2 separate regions of the Homo sapiens genome follow, and region 1 is linked to region 2. A link is a contact called in ENCODE Hi-C data. All regions are on one chromosome and are shown on one strand. The core of a region is the stretch at or near the end of the contact, and the rest is flanking DNA. Distances in the headings are between cores, read along the strand shown.

Region 1 (7,382 bases), core at 587-3,086, 370 kb before region 2:
AAACAGTATAGATATGCCTCAAAAAACTAAACTTAGAACTGCTATATGACCCAGCAATCCCACTACTGGGTATATATCCAAAAATAATGAAATCAATATGTCAAAGAGATAACTGCACTCTCATGTTTATTGCAGCACTATTGAGCATAGCCATAATATGAAATCAAGCTAAATGTCCATTAATGGATGAATGGCTAAAGAATATATAGTATATATACACTATTCTGCCTTCAAAGAAAAGAAAATCTTGTCCTTTGCTACAACATGAATAAACCTGGAGGGCATTATGGCAAGTGAAATAAACCTGGCACAGAAAGACAAATACTGTATGCCCTCAATTATGTGAAATCTAAAAAAAACTGAACTCATAGAAGCAGAGAGTAGAATGGTGGCTCTCAGGGGCAGGGGTAGGGGGAGCAGGGAGATGTCACTTAAAAGGTACAAAGTTTCAGTTAGACAGGAGAAATAAATTTTGGAGATTTGTTGTACAGCATGGTGACTATAATTAATGATAATGTGTGTAGTATACTTGAAAATCACTGAAAAAGTAGATTTTAAAATGTTGTCATCAGAAAAATCATAAGTAGGTGAGCTGATGGATATGTTAATTTGCTTGATTTAATAATTCTTCTATGTATACATATATCAAAACATTATGTTATATAACATAAATATATACAATTTGGCATTTGTCAATTTAAATAAATAAATAAACAAAGAGACCTAACTCTCAATAAATAAATACATACATACTTAAGGAATGCACGAACGAATAATTTCTCCCTTATCCATGTTTTTCCTTTGAATTCTACTCTCCAACCATTTTTTTCTCTGCCTGGTTGGATAGCTTTCTCTCCTTTAAGTAGTCATGGAATTGAGATCAGTCATCCACTGTTTATTGTAGCTACTTTGAAAAGACCGAAGTTCCATGTTCTCAGCTTAAGAAACAAGAGAATCAAATATTTTACTTTTTCCCCTCCACCTGAAAGCACATGTACTAATGGCTTGATTTTGTTAAATGTGTGGCCCCATATTACTTTTTATTTGTATGTAGCTCTCCATAGAATAAAAGTTCTACATCTTTATATTACACCTTTATATTCCATAGCAGAATAAGTTTTTTAAAATGTTTTAAGAAAAAAATGCCCTATTTCTAATGTCTCTTTCCTGGAGGAAGATAGTAGGTTTCTGTGGAAAGAAAATGGATTTATGAATTGAGGGGTATGATTGACCATATCAACACATTTATGTGAGTTTCAAAATAAGTGCATGTGTCATATATTTATATGCAGTGTTTGGTATTACACAGAGTTCAAATATCAGATCAATCCCTTACTAGCATAAAATTTCGATCAATTTATTTAGCTTCTCTGAATTTCGGTTTCCTCCTCTGCACGGGGAATTGGGGAGAACTTAGTGAGTTAACACACATAAGGCACATAGTATAGTGCTTAGCACATAAGAGGAGCTCAGGAAGGTTAAGGTCCCATCCTTTTAGCATACTTCTGGCCAAATAGGTTCTACTAAGTAATGGAATAGAGTCAATAAATATGTATTTATAGATAGGCAATTTTGCTTTATTTTGTGGAGTGGTGTTTAACCTATCCTTATGTTCCACTGCTATCCTGAGTTTTTTCGTCAGGTACTACCAGAAAATATCTTGATTGGCCTTGGGGGATTGGAGGCCCTAGCCACTGGGATGGAGTTTAATAAGCATCAGTTTTGGAGCTTTTAGAGTTTGCGTTCTAGACAACCCCAGAGAGCAATTAATCATAAAGCTGTGAAGTTCGGGTGATACATTCCTCCCTTTCAAAAAGACCCTCAGGAGCAAATATAATGAAACATCTCCAAGGACAGAAGAAAAAAACCTCTCCCCAATTTACCCCCAACCCCAGCTTTGAACATTTTCTCAAAATGACCCTAAATGCAGATATTAGCTGATGCCAGAAGAGCTTCTTAAAGATTACAACCTCCATCCTTTCTTTATATATCTTTTTCTTCCTTTACTCTGCCCCAAAGCACACCTTCTATGCACCAAGAGGATATTTTGATCCTTGATGAAAAAACCAGCCGCAAGCTCTCTCCAAACTCATTAGCACTTTGGTAATTGGAAGCAGCCACTGAAACCCAATTAAACTCCTTCCAAAGCAGAACAACTCAAAACAGGTATCAGCTAAAGGGCAGACAGAGCAGGAGCAACAGGGTAAGTGCAGTTTGCTCTTTGTCTTCATGCCCATATTAATCTCACATGATAGAATTCCCTATATCCACAAGCCCATATAGGTAACCAATAAGTTCTTTGACTTTTAGTTTTTCTCCCTGCACCTCTCAATGCTATTTGTCTTTCCTCAAATTCAGCCAAATCTTTTTTTGTACTTTTTAAAAAATAGACCTTATTTTTTAGAGCAATTGTAGAGTCACGGCAATATTGACCAGAGATTTCCTATTTATCCTTTTACTCCTACACATGCATAGCCTCCTCCATGATCAATCTCCCCCACCACAGTGGTACATTGTTACAATCAATGAACCTACATTGGCAAATTATTATCACCCAAAATCCATAGTTAACATTTGGGTTCATTCTTAGTGTTGTGTATTCCGTGGGTTTGGGCAAATGTATGATGACATGTATCCACTGTTATAGGATCATCCATAGTAGCTTCACTGTCCTAAAAACCCTCTGTGCTCTCCCTGTTCACCCTTCCCTCTCCCTGACCCCTAGCAACTACTGATCTTTTTACTGTCTCCATAGTTTTGCTTTTTCCAATATGTCTTATAGGTGGAATCATACCCTACGTAGCCTTTCAGGTTAATTTATTTCACTTAGTAATATGCACGTAAGTTTCCTCCATGTCTTTTCATGGCTTGATAGCTCATTTATTTTCGGTACTATACTTTTCAAGAAGTCTGCTGTATACTATTTTGTTTTCAAGCATTCTCTGCTGTCATTTAAGTACTTAAGTAGAATATGGAAACTTTGAATTTACAGATTTTTTTGCCAAAGTTTTTTAAATGTACATTATTCTTTTCATATTTGAGCTTTCTCCAATTCAAAATTGAAATTCCAGATAACATGCAGAAATTTAGGATTTACATACAAGTTTGTTGTCTGTCTCAGATAATTCTATGCTCTTGATTTATCAGTTGAATAATTTTCCCAGTGCAGTGTTTTATTAATTGTTGTATACGATAAGCTGGACCCTGTTTGATATAGTTTGAGTGTTTCTTCCCTCCAAATCTCATGTTGAAATGTAATCCCCATTGTTGGAGGCGGGGCCTGGTAGGAGGTGATTGGCCCATGGGGCGGATCCTTCATGAATGGGGTAGTGCTATCCCCTTGGTGATTAGTGAATTCAGGCAACAGCTGGTTGTTTAAAGAGCCTGGCCCCTTTCTGTTGCTCTCTCTCTCTTGCATCTGCTCTCACCATATGAGATGTCTACTCCCCCTTCACCTTCCGCCGTGATTATAGCTTCCTGCAGCCCTCACCAGAAGCAGATGCCAGCGCCACACTTCTTGTACTGTCTGCCGAACTGTGAGCCAATTAAACCTCTTTTCTTTATAAATTATCCAGCCTCAGGTAGTCCTGAAAAACGGCCTAATACACTATTCTATATTGTCTTAAATGGGACATATTACTAAAAGAGAGCTAAAAGAGACACATGTTCTCTTCAACTGGTAATCAGTTGACTATTAAATGTTCAGTAGCATTTTTTTTAAGTCTTCAGAAAATCATGATGAATTATTAGCTTTATAAATGCATTAATTGTTCATTACAAATTTTGTGAACAGTAAACCCAGCATACTATTAGATGCTAAGGTAGAACAAATATGAAACCAATCTTTTCAAAAACCAAGGTTACTCTAAGGAGGGAAATTTGCTCACCGTGATAATCTGAGTGAGGCATTTAAGAGCCTGATTCTGAAATCACAGCCCAATATTGGTTCTTCTCTACTGCTCCCGTGATGAGCTTCCTGAAGTACATTTGAGCCCTTGCAACTACCAAGATGATTAAAAGGGAATGACATTTCTGAAGGAACTTCTATGCCCTTACACACAGCCTCAATTATTAGTAAGCAATCCAAAAAGTAATTTAGAAGGCCTGTAATCCAGACACACTTTACACAGCAGATTTTCCAAACACTGCAGAGGCCTCTAAACTCCAAAACTCTCCTTCTCTTTTCTCACTAATGCTATGAATGATACCATCTGAATCTTAATTCTTGAATTAAAGTCTTGACCCCTTTAGCATTGTCACCTTACATTGAGAGGAACTCCTCATTTCATCAATCATTTGTACATTCAGATAAAAGAAAGACCTGGAAGAGCAGTATCTTGAGGGCACCAGGCACTGGCAGGGATGAGAGGAAAATGGCATTATGAAGTGAAGGACACCAGATCAGGATTGGCGGGGAAATCACAGAACACCTCCAACTCCACAATTTGGCTGAGGTCCTTATCATTCCATGTTTTCCTCCATCACAAACTGTGTCTGTGAAGCTCAAATGAGGCAAATTTTGTTACAAAGTTTAACACTTCTTCCAGATATATTTGATGGAAAATGAACAGAATCATAAATCAACTCTACGAGTCCCCATCAATTATCCAGTATCTTCTATGTGCAAAGGTCTGTGCTAGGTGCTTGGTTTTACTGTATTATTATCTTCCCGTGTCAGTCAAGGATAGTGTAGTTCACAAAGATGCTGGAACTGCATCTATGAGTCTAATGAGGTCACTGAGCCTCTCAGACTCTTCCTCTTCAGCTCTGTAAAATAGACCTGGTGTTGATTATACCTGGTGTTGATTATATCATAGAATTGTAGGGAGTCCAGGCTCCCCAAGTTTGCTGCAAGAGTGAATAAAACTTCCTTTCCCTCTCAAGGGAAGAAGCACCTCTTCATGACAGAGTTCCATGCCATAAAGCACTCCATACAATCCTTAAGATACCTTCTCTCTAATGTTCTAAAATAAGCTGCAGGGCATCCATATGTGGGAAAAAAACTCTACATATGCTTTTCCTTTTGTTTCAATTTGTCCAGCTCCACTTTCTGTTTCTGGGACTGGGAAATCTCATCCTTAAATACAAAATTTCTCCCTCCTGATGACAATATTCAAAACAGACTTTCAATTAACCCATCAGACTCCAATCATTAAGTTCCTCAACCTCACTCGTAAACACTTCTTACAAATCTGCATGGTCCATTAGTGAACTTCTTATTTCTCTAACATAAGCATACTTCAACCTATTACATAAGGAGGAAGGGTTTCAAAATTAATGGTCGGTCCTATCAATAATATTTTAAGGAATAGTTGCTGCTGATAACAATCACATTCCCAGTTTATTAAGCAAACATTCTATCTCAAGACCCACCATGATCCCTTTATACATTATCTTAAGCAATTTTCAAGCTCTGTTAAGTAGTTACTGTTTGTTTTATTGTTGTTTTGAGACAAGGTCTCCCTTTGTCACCTAGGCTGGAGTGTAGTGGCATGATCACAACTAACTGCAGCCTCAACCTTGTGGGCTCAAGCAATCCTCCCACCTCAGCCTCCTGGTAGCTGGGACCACAGCTGTATGCCACCATACCCTACCAATTTTTTCATTTTTATTTTTATTTGTAGAGATGAGGTCTCACCATGTTTCTCAGGTTGGTCTCGAGCTCCTGGCCTCAAGCAATCCTCCAGCCTCTGCTTCCCAAAGTGCTAGGATTGTGGGCATAAACCACCACACCTGGCTAGTAGTCACTGTTATTCCCATTTTACAAATGAGGAAATTGAAATTCAGAAAGGCTAAATGAGTTGCCCAACATCCCACAGCTGGCAAGTGGCAGAGTCAGAATTAGAACCAGTCTTTTTCTAAAGCCTACCCAGGATCAAACCACTACCTTCTCCCACTCCCCTTTCTTCTAACCTGAATGGGTGCCCCCAGATGACCCTGAATCATAACACAGACCTCAGGTTTCTACCTTGCCAAATGGCTGTACCTCTATGGAATGTGTGAGGCCTCCCGCAGAGCTCTTCTTGTTTTAGCTCCCAGTTTCTCCATGTGACTCTACATCTGCTCTCGATTATGCCAAAGTTTGTTGCACGTTCCTCTTTTATTTCTTTGAAGGATAAAGAATCCTCTCTTGACTCTAGAAAGTTCACAAACCTTTCACAAACAGGAGCAAAACCTTAGAATATAGGATGAAGCTTAAAGTCATACCGACAATAGCGTGACTAATGTGATGAATATCTAAAACTCTGCACAAATGACAGCATGATGATAGCTAAAAGGAGCTTCACATTCTCCCATTATCCAAATGTGAGGGGTTTAGCAATAAAAAATAAGTAGAAGGAACTATTGACAGGGGAGAAATGGGCCCCAATTTCAAGGGCATCTGTCTGTGCAAGTTCCAGGAAAAAAATATTAAGAATGTCAATGAGACCTTAACTGGCAATGAGTAGATGTGGATTGATTTGTGAAAATTGAGGATGTCGAAATAAAGTGGCTCTCCTAAATTGAGCAGAAAAATTTGGCGCAAATAGAGTATTACTTCCCAAATTGTGAAGTTATTGACTTGCAATGACTTCTATAATATATACAAGTTACAAAGGTTTGTGTACTATGATACAAACACCTATGCACATAAACATATACTTGTACATAAAAAGTATACACCAAAATATTAAGAGTTATTATTTCAGGAGATAGATAATAATGTTCAGTTTCCTTTTTTTTATTAATCAGGAACATGATTTTTTGTTTCAATAGTTCACATTTGTATATTGATCATATTAATCAAAATATCTCACAGTTCTTTAATTTAAAAGCCAGTTAAAATAATTTCATTGATTTCCAAATTATTTGGGTTAAGAACTGAAGAAGGATCAAGATATATTCCAAACCTTTAAGGGTCATTCACCATAAGCCACATGGCCCTCTGACCACATTTTTCCTGGTACTTTCTATAGGATTAGGGAAACCTACCAGTTTCAGAGACCTGATGACTACAGTTCTCTTCTGATTAATGTGCATTGAGACTCAGTGTGGCTGTGTGAGGGGGCAATGGGAGTCCTTACTGGTGTGGATTTAATAAAATCAAGTCCCTGATCTTGAAAGATGCTTCATGCACTAAAAATTCAAATAATTTGATTGAGGATACTTTGTAACTTAGGTTTAAAATAACAACAGCAACAACAACAAATACTTATAGAACAGTTACTATGGGCCAGGCATGATCTAAGAAGATTAGATGATACATGATGATGATGATAGATGGTAGATAGATGATAGACAGATAGATAAAGATGGATAGAGAGATGATAGATAGATAGATAGATAGATAGATAGATAGATAGATAGATAGATAGATGATAGATGATAATTAGACAGATCCT
Region 2 (6,344 bases), core at 3,821-6,320:
CTCCCTCTTGGAGAATTTCAGACCCAGAAAAGGCCACGCAGTTCTAACTTTTGTCATCGGTTCCTTTTGCTAAAAGGCAAAGGGTATGTTCCTTGCCTATTGTCCAACATACCCCTTCCAAGATTGTGAGAAGATGGGTAGCTGGGCATCAATAAATATTGAATCAATTGACCTATGTACTGTTGTTTTTTTCTTACTCTAAAAATGTGTTTTTAACCTAGTAAAATATCACAGAAACTGGCTCCTGAAGTGTGTACGTATAAAAGGCAGTATAAACATTTAAGTGAGACTCGCATCATAGATGGGGGAATGCAAACATTTGTTTCAGCCTTCATGTTCATCTTACACCCCAGGAGGACCAAGAACTCTTTAGTCATTGAGGCCTATTTCTTAATCTTTTAAGGGATTAAGAATGACCAATGAGAAGTTATATCCTGAAGTGATGTTTAAATTTTATTTAATAAAAATACAGTTTTCTTTTTAAATCAACAAATAACATTGTTTTTCAGAAATCTACTCAAATGCTGCTCCTTAGTTATGGCTTAAGAGCTACCCAAAGACTTCAGTGGGTAGGCTGAGGGGAATAGAAATGCAGAATCCTTCTTTCAGTAGCCTATATACAGTTATCTCCTACACTCACTACACACGTTTGGGCATGTAGAACTTGCCCCAGTATTTCCCCTTGTGGGTCAAGTCATATGGGCTCAGTACTTTCCGTATGCCCAGCATGTTGGCAGTGGCTATTCGCTCAAATGTCCAGGGGTTCTGGTTGTTACGTTCTCTTTCCTCTTGATCTTTTCGCATCTTCTCTAGAGTCCCGCGGCTCACAGCCTTTGCTGCGAAGGGCAACTTGTGGGCAACCTGGTCAAGGAAACCTTGCACTTCTTCAAATTCACAACGCCCACCCATCTCTACAACAAGGCGGCCAGCCTTCACAGGTGTCACGTAGTGGTCAATAGCACCTTTGCCTCCCCCCATGCGATGCCCAACACTTTTGCGAGTGATGGGCTTGAAAGGGGCTGGTACTCGCCATATGGCAAACATGTTCTTGGGGTCCATAGAGCGGTTGATTGTCAGGCGCATCATTTCAAAGTGGCCCCAATGCAGGTAGCCACCACCCAATGCCTAAAAGTGAATGGGAGAATTAGAAACACATGCGGACTTCGACATCATCTATGGGCTCATTATTTTGTCTCTTCTAGTAACTGTGGCTTCAATGATACAATTGAAAATAAAAATCTAAGTTCTAATAAGTCCCATGGAGGAAAAGCCTAGGGTACACAGTAATAGAGTGAAGGGGGACCCATTTCAGTGGAGAGCCAGGAAGGCTTCTTTGAAGAGGTGACATCTAAAGCTAAGACCAGAATAAAAAGAACTAGCCAAGGGAAAAGAGAGGAGTGTGCCAGGCATAAGAAAGGCTTATGTGGAGGCCCTGGCACAGCAGAGGGCTTGGCAAGTTGAACAGAAGCCAATGTGGCTGGAGTAGGGTGAGGAATGGGGAGAGTGGGCAGGAGGTTCTGAGAGGTCAGTGGGGGTGATTATGTAGGCTGCAGGAAGAGGACTTTGGAATATCACTCTGGCTGCCTGGTGGAAAACAAATCCTAGTGCACACCCATTTGTGTGGCTGCTGACATCAAGTCTTCATGGAAGCTACTCAACAAGTAAGGAAACAGCTGTCTTCCACATCCTATATTGTGGATGGTTTTATTTTTACCAGGGCTTGAAAAGATCTCATGATCTGATTATGGGGCACATTAGCTAGCCCCTTCCTTCTGCTTTTACGTTATTTTCACTCTACATTAAAAAAAAAAAAGATATATAACCCAAATGTTTACTGGGTACCCAGTAGCCTCTGTACATACCAGTTTAAAGAGCAACTGGTGGCAGTTCTAATAAAAACTGTGGAGGAAGAGACTAAATTATCTCAAGGAGTATGAGATTTTGTTATTCCCTAGCTTCCATCCCATTGCTGCTCGATGCTGAATTCACTCACCAAGATTGCAAAATTGCCTTCTGTAAACTCCGTAGCTTCAGTGGAAGGTCCCCGTATGTCACTTAAATTTTTAGGTTCTCTTCTTACTTTTGGCACAAGTGGTGCCCTTTCAATAAATCTAAGCTTGGGTTTTTCAGGAATGGAAACATCTAAAAGAAGCACAGACAACCAGGATAAAGTAAAACTATACATCTCAAAAGATCTATTTTCCTAGAAAGATTTATAACAGGTGAAAGTCTTAATTTCTTTCTTCTTCATTTTTTGGTAGAGACAGGGTCTCACTATGTTGCCCAGGTTGGTTTCAAACTCCTGGCCTCAAGTGATTTTCCTGCCTTTACCTCCCAAAGTGTTGGGATTACAAGTGCGAGCCACCATATCCAGCCTGAAAGTCTTAAAGTTACCACTGAACAGTAACTGTAAAGGTATATTACATTTTTGCAGATGCTTTTAGTGACACTGGAATCTTCTGGCTGTGACAGTGGCTAATGCAAATGTTTCTAAAACTTTAAAGATAGCAAAGTTTTATCCTCTGAATCCAAATGCACTTATTAATCACCAACTCTGTGCTTAACACTGTAACAGGGATTGTTTGGAAACCACTAGTTCACTTAATCTTTAAAATAACTTTATAGCCTTGGTATTCTTTCAGGGCTCTCTTTTTAAAAATTTTAAACTTGTCAAAGTTTAACACAGCTATATCAAAGGGCCAAATTAAAAATATACAGCTCAGTGAATTACCAGAAAGTGAACACATGAACACACACCACTATTACCCAGATCAACAAACAGGATATTAGGCAGGTAGTATTTTTAATCTCCATTTTATAGAAGAGGAACCCGAGGGCTAAAAACACTTTATAATCTGGTCTATGCCATCCAGTTCAACAGCAAAGCTACATACCATGTCACAAAAATATATACATATATTTCCCTGCCTCTCTGGATGTTAATGGGGGTAGTGGAAGAATACTATATTGTACATAAAAATATCTAAGTTCTCCAGCTCTGCCACATTCTTGTTGAGAAACTTACAACCTAGGAATCCTTTGATCAATGCTCTTTCTCTCATATATGCAGGGACTTTTCATGCTGAGACCTGCACAGGTCAGTGTGCCAGGTTTTGGTGGGTGGGCAAAACTTCAGGCCAGACATGTGACATCTTCTTTATCATCCTTACTTGACGATTTGGGGAAAAAAGTTAACATACAAATCATTTTTAAAAATTTCTTAAATGAACCAAGTATGGCTTTATAATGGAGACAAATACAAAATAGAAGAGTTTGAGGAAATACCAAATTATTACTATCAGAGTTTCAGAAGCTGCCCCTCAACTTCTATATGTAGCTACAGAGAATCTTAGTAATGCTTTCTTTCACCTACAAGTCAAAATGTACTTTCAAAACGTGGTTTAACAATTCTGTACAGAAGACCCTCAGATGTACAGACCCTATTCATTTTTTTTGAGGGTTCCAGTATATTTCTTTTTTAAAAAGTAAACTAGTTTTACGATATTGTGGCTTAAATTTAACAAATTAAAGCTTTTTCACATATCGTTAGATGACTGCATATATGTAAACTTATTTGGAAAGAACATCAAAAGTTCAGGTTTTTTTTTTCTTTTGAGACAGAGTCTCACTCTGTTGCCCAGGCTGGAGTGCAGTGGCCTCCTGAGTAGCTGGGATTACAGGTGTAAACTACCACGCCCAGCTAATTTTTTGTATTTTTAGTAGAGATGGGGTTTCACCAGGTTGGCAGGCTGGTCTCCAACTCCTGGCCTCAAGTGATCCACCCGCCTCCGCCTCCTAAAGTGCTGTGATTACAGGCGTGAGCCACCATGCCCGCTCAAAAATCCAGATTTCAGGCCAATGACTACTGGCTGAGTGGACCATGGGACACACACCAGTGGGAGGTTTTAGGGGAGCTATCTCATTAGACGCTGCTCCGTAAGAGCAAGGAACTTTTTTGGTTTCCTTTGTCTTTGATTTATTTCTAGTGCTCAGAATATTAGTTGGCAAAACTGTAAGCTCTAAAAACATATTTATTGAAAGAGTGAACGGGGATGGGAAACACGAGAACATTCCTATGTCATCTCCCACCCGCTCCTGGTTTCCATCAGAGAAAAGATTTACGAACAGGAGAAAGACAAGCTCTCACCTTCAAAACTTGGTACTGGGAGCAGTGTCTTTACGCCAGCACTGGCGGGGAGGAGTGCCCAGGAATCTACAAAGACAAATCAAGTTAAACGACGAAGGTAACAGGCCGGGACCCCGATACAACCTGGGCCAAAGGTACTACTTCTTATTTTTATTTATTTTATTTTTTTGAGACGGAGTCTTACTCTGTCGCCCAGGATCCAGTGCAGTGGCGCGATCTCGGCTCACTGCAACCTCCGCCTCCCGGGTTCAAGAGATTCTCCTGCCTCAGCCTCCGGACTAGCTGGGATTACAGTCGCCCACCACCACGCCCAGCTAATTTTTTTTGTATTTTCAGTAGAGACAGGGTTTCACCATGTTGGCCAGGCTGGTTTCAAACTACTGACCTCAAGTGATTCGCCCGCCTCGGCCTCCCAAAGTGCTGCTATTAAAGGCGTGAGCCACCGCGCCCGCCCAAAAGTACTTCCGCCGGAGGAGTCTTGAGGTGTGGGATGCGGATTCCACTAAATGGACTCAAAGGCTCAGGCTCCGCAAAAGGCCAGCCGGGATCTCTGGGCGCCGACTCCCAGACGCAGCTGTGACCCTCTTGCACGAACCCCTACGGTGGAGGTCGGCGGTGCGATAGCGTAGTTCCTAACCAGTGCTTCACCAAGCATATGCAGAGCCGCCTTTTGGGTTAGGGAGAAAAAGCACTGGAGGGTGGGGGAGGAAGAGGGGTAAAGTCTTTAGGAACCAAAAGGGACTTCTGACCTGACAAGGGCACCCGCAGGAGCGGCGCACTAGCGCGAGCCAGCAGCCTCCACATGGTCACGGGCGTCCGGCGGCGCGGAGCTCCCCCAGCGACTCCGGCTGTCTCCTGCACCCAGGTAAGCAGCGGCGCTCCACTACCTAGCTGTAATCGGCTCAGGACACCGCTCAGTGGGGCCGGAAGTTGTGTTCACTCGGGTCCACTCCGCAGAGTCCCGACGGAAGCGAAAGAAACTCGAGCGACGGGGGTTGAGTTCCGGGGGAGGTTGAGTTCCTGCGGTCAAAGGCGCCGTCCGCCCAGCCACGCCCAGGGGCCCTGTTGGCTCTCTAGGGTTCTCCTTCCAATCTCCAGTCTTTCCCCAGAAGAAGAGGGCGGCGGGGCGGGGAGTCTTTTGTTTTATTTATTTATTTTTCTGCGGAGTACAACTGTTAGTGCCTGCCGGTTGCTTAGCAAGGTGGTCCCTTACGATTCACAGCCTTTGAGATGATTTTCTAGGGGACCCCTCAAAGACATTAGGAGAATACCAGATTTAGCAATGGTTTAACATGTATAGGGCAATTGCAATGTGTCATTGAGTACCTCATTCGTTAGTCCTGCCAACGAATCTGTGAGATAAGTCATTATACTTATTTTGCAGATTCCATCCTGAGGGTGAAATAATTTAACTTGTTCTGGGTCATACAACAGGAAAACAGTACCATCAGAATTTGAGCACAGTCTGTGATTCCAGAGATCTCAGTGAATGAACAATATTGTTGATGAAAAGAGTGAAATTCTGTAAGATATTGGAAGAGATTTATTCTGAGCCAAATATGAGCAACCATGGCCTGTGACACAGCCCTCAGGGGGTCCTGAGAACATGTGCCCAAGGTGGTAGAAGTGCAGCTTGGCTTTATACATATTAGAGGGGCATGAGACATCAATCAAATGCATTTAAGAAATACATTGGTTTGGTTCAGAAAGGCGGGACAAGTCAAGGTGGGCTTCTAGGCTATAGGTAAATGTAAACATTTTCTGGTTGACAATTGGTTGAGTTTGTCCAAAGACCTGGGATGGATAGAAAGGAATGTTCAGGTTAAACATAAATGATTGTAGAGACCAAGTTTTATTATGCAGAGGAAGCTCTTAGATAGCAGACTTTAGAGAAAGACTGTTGTAAATTGTTTTTTTATCTGACTTAAAGGGTGCCTGGAGGCCGGGCGCAGTGGTTCACGCCTGTAATCCCAGCACTTTGGGAGGCCAAAGCGGGCAGATTACCTGAGGTCAGGAGTTCAAGACCAGCCTGACCAACATGGTGAAACCCCGTCTCCACTAAAAATACAAAAAATTAGCTGGACGTGGTGGCGGGTGCCTGTAATCCCAGCTACTCGGGAAGCTGAGGCAGGAGAATCACTTGAACCTAGGAGGCGGAGGTTGCAGTGAGCCGAGATCACGCCACTGCACTCCAGAC

What was found. Hi-C counts contacts between places; a loop is a spot of excess contacts on that map. Pooled maps may share reads with other maps.
Region 1: a map of HCT116 shows a loop between it and region 2 (2.5-fold over the local background). The contact joins the promoter of OR5A1 here to the promoter of MRPL16 in region 2. A Hi-C loop is called at or near these places in 1 of 168 maps with a recorded cell type or tissue (HCT116) and 5 of 50 pooled maps.

Annotation. Positions count from the first base shown.
Region 1 is chr11:59,434,633-59,442,014 of GRCh38, forward strand. OR5A1 (olfactory receptor family 5 subfamily A member 1) reads left to right here and starts at 1,837. Exons shown (of 2, transcript NM_001004728.2): 1 at 1,837-2,203.
Region 2 is chr11:59,805,708-59,812,051 of GRCh38, forward strand. MRPL16 (mitochondrial ribosomal protein L16) reads right to left here and starts at 5,071. Exons shown (of 4, transcript NM_017840.4): 1 at 4,897-5,071; 2 at 4,148-4,213; 3 at 1,994-2,142; 4 at 433-1,125. The coding sequence starts at 4,951. The coding sequence ends at 640. STX3 (syntaxin 3) reads left to right here. Exons shown (of 11, transcript NM_004177.5): 11 at 1-171. RefSeq lists an enhancer at 5,065-5,284.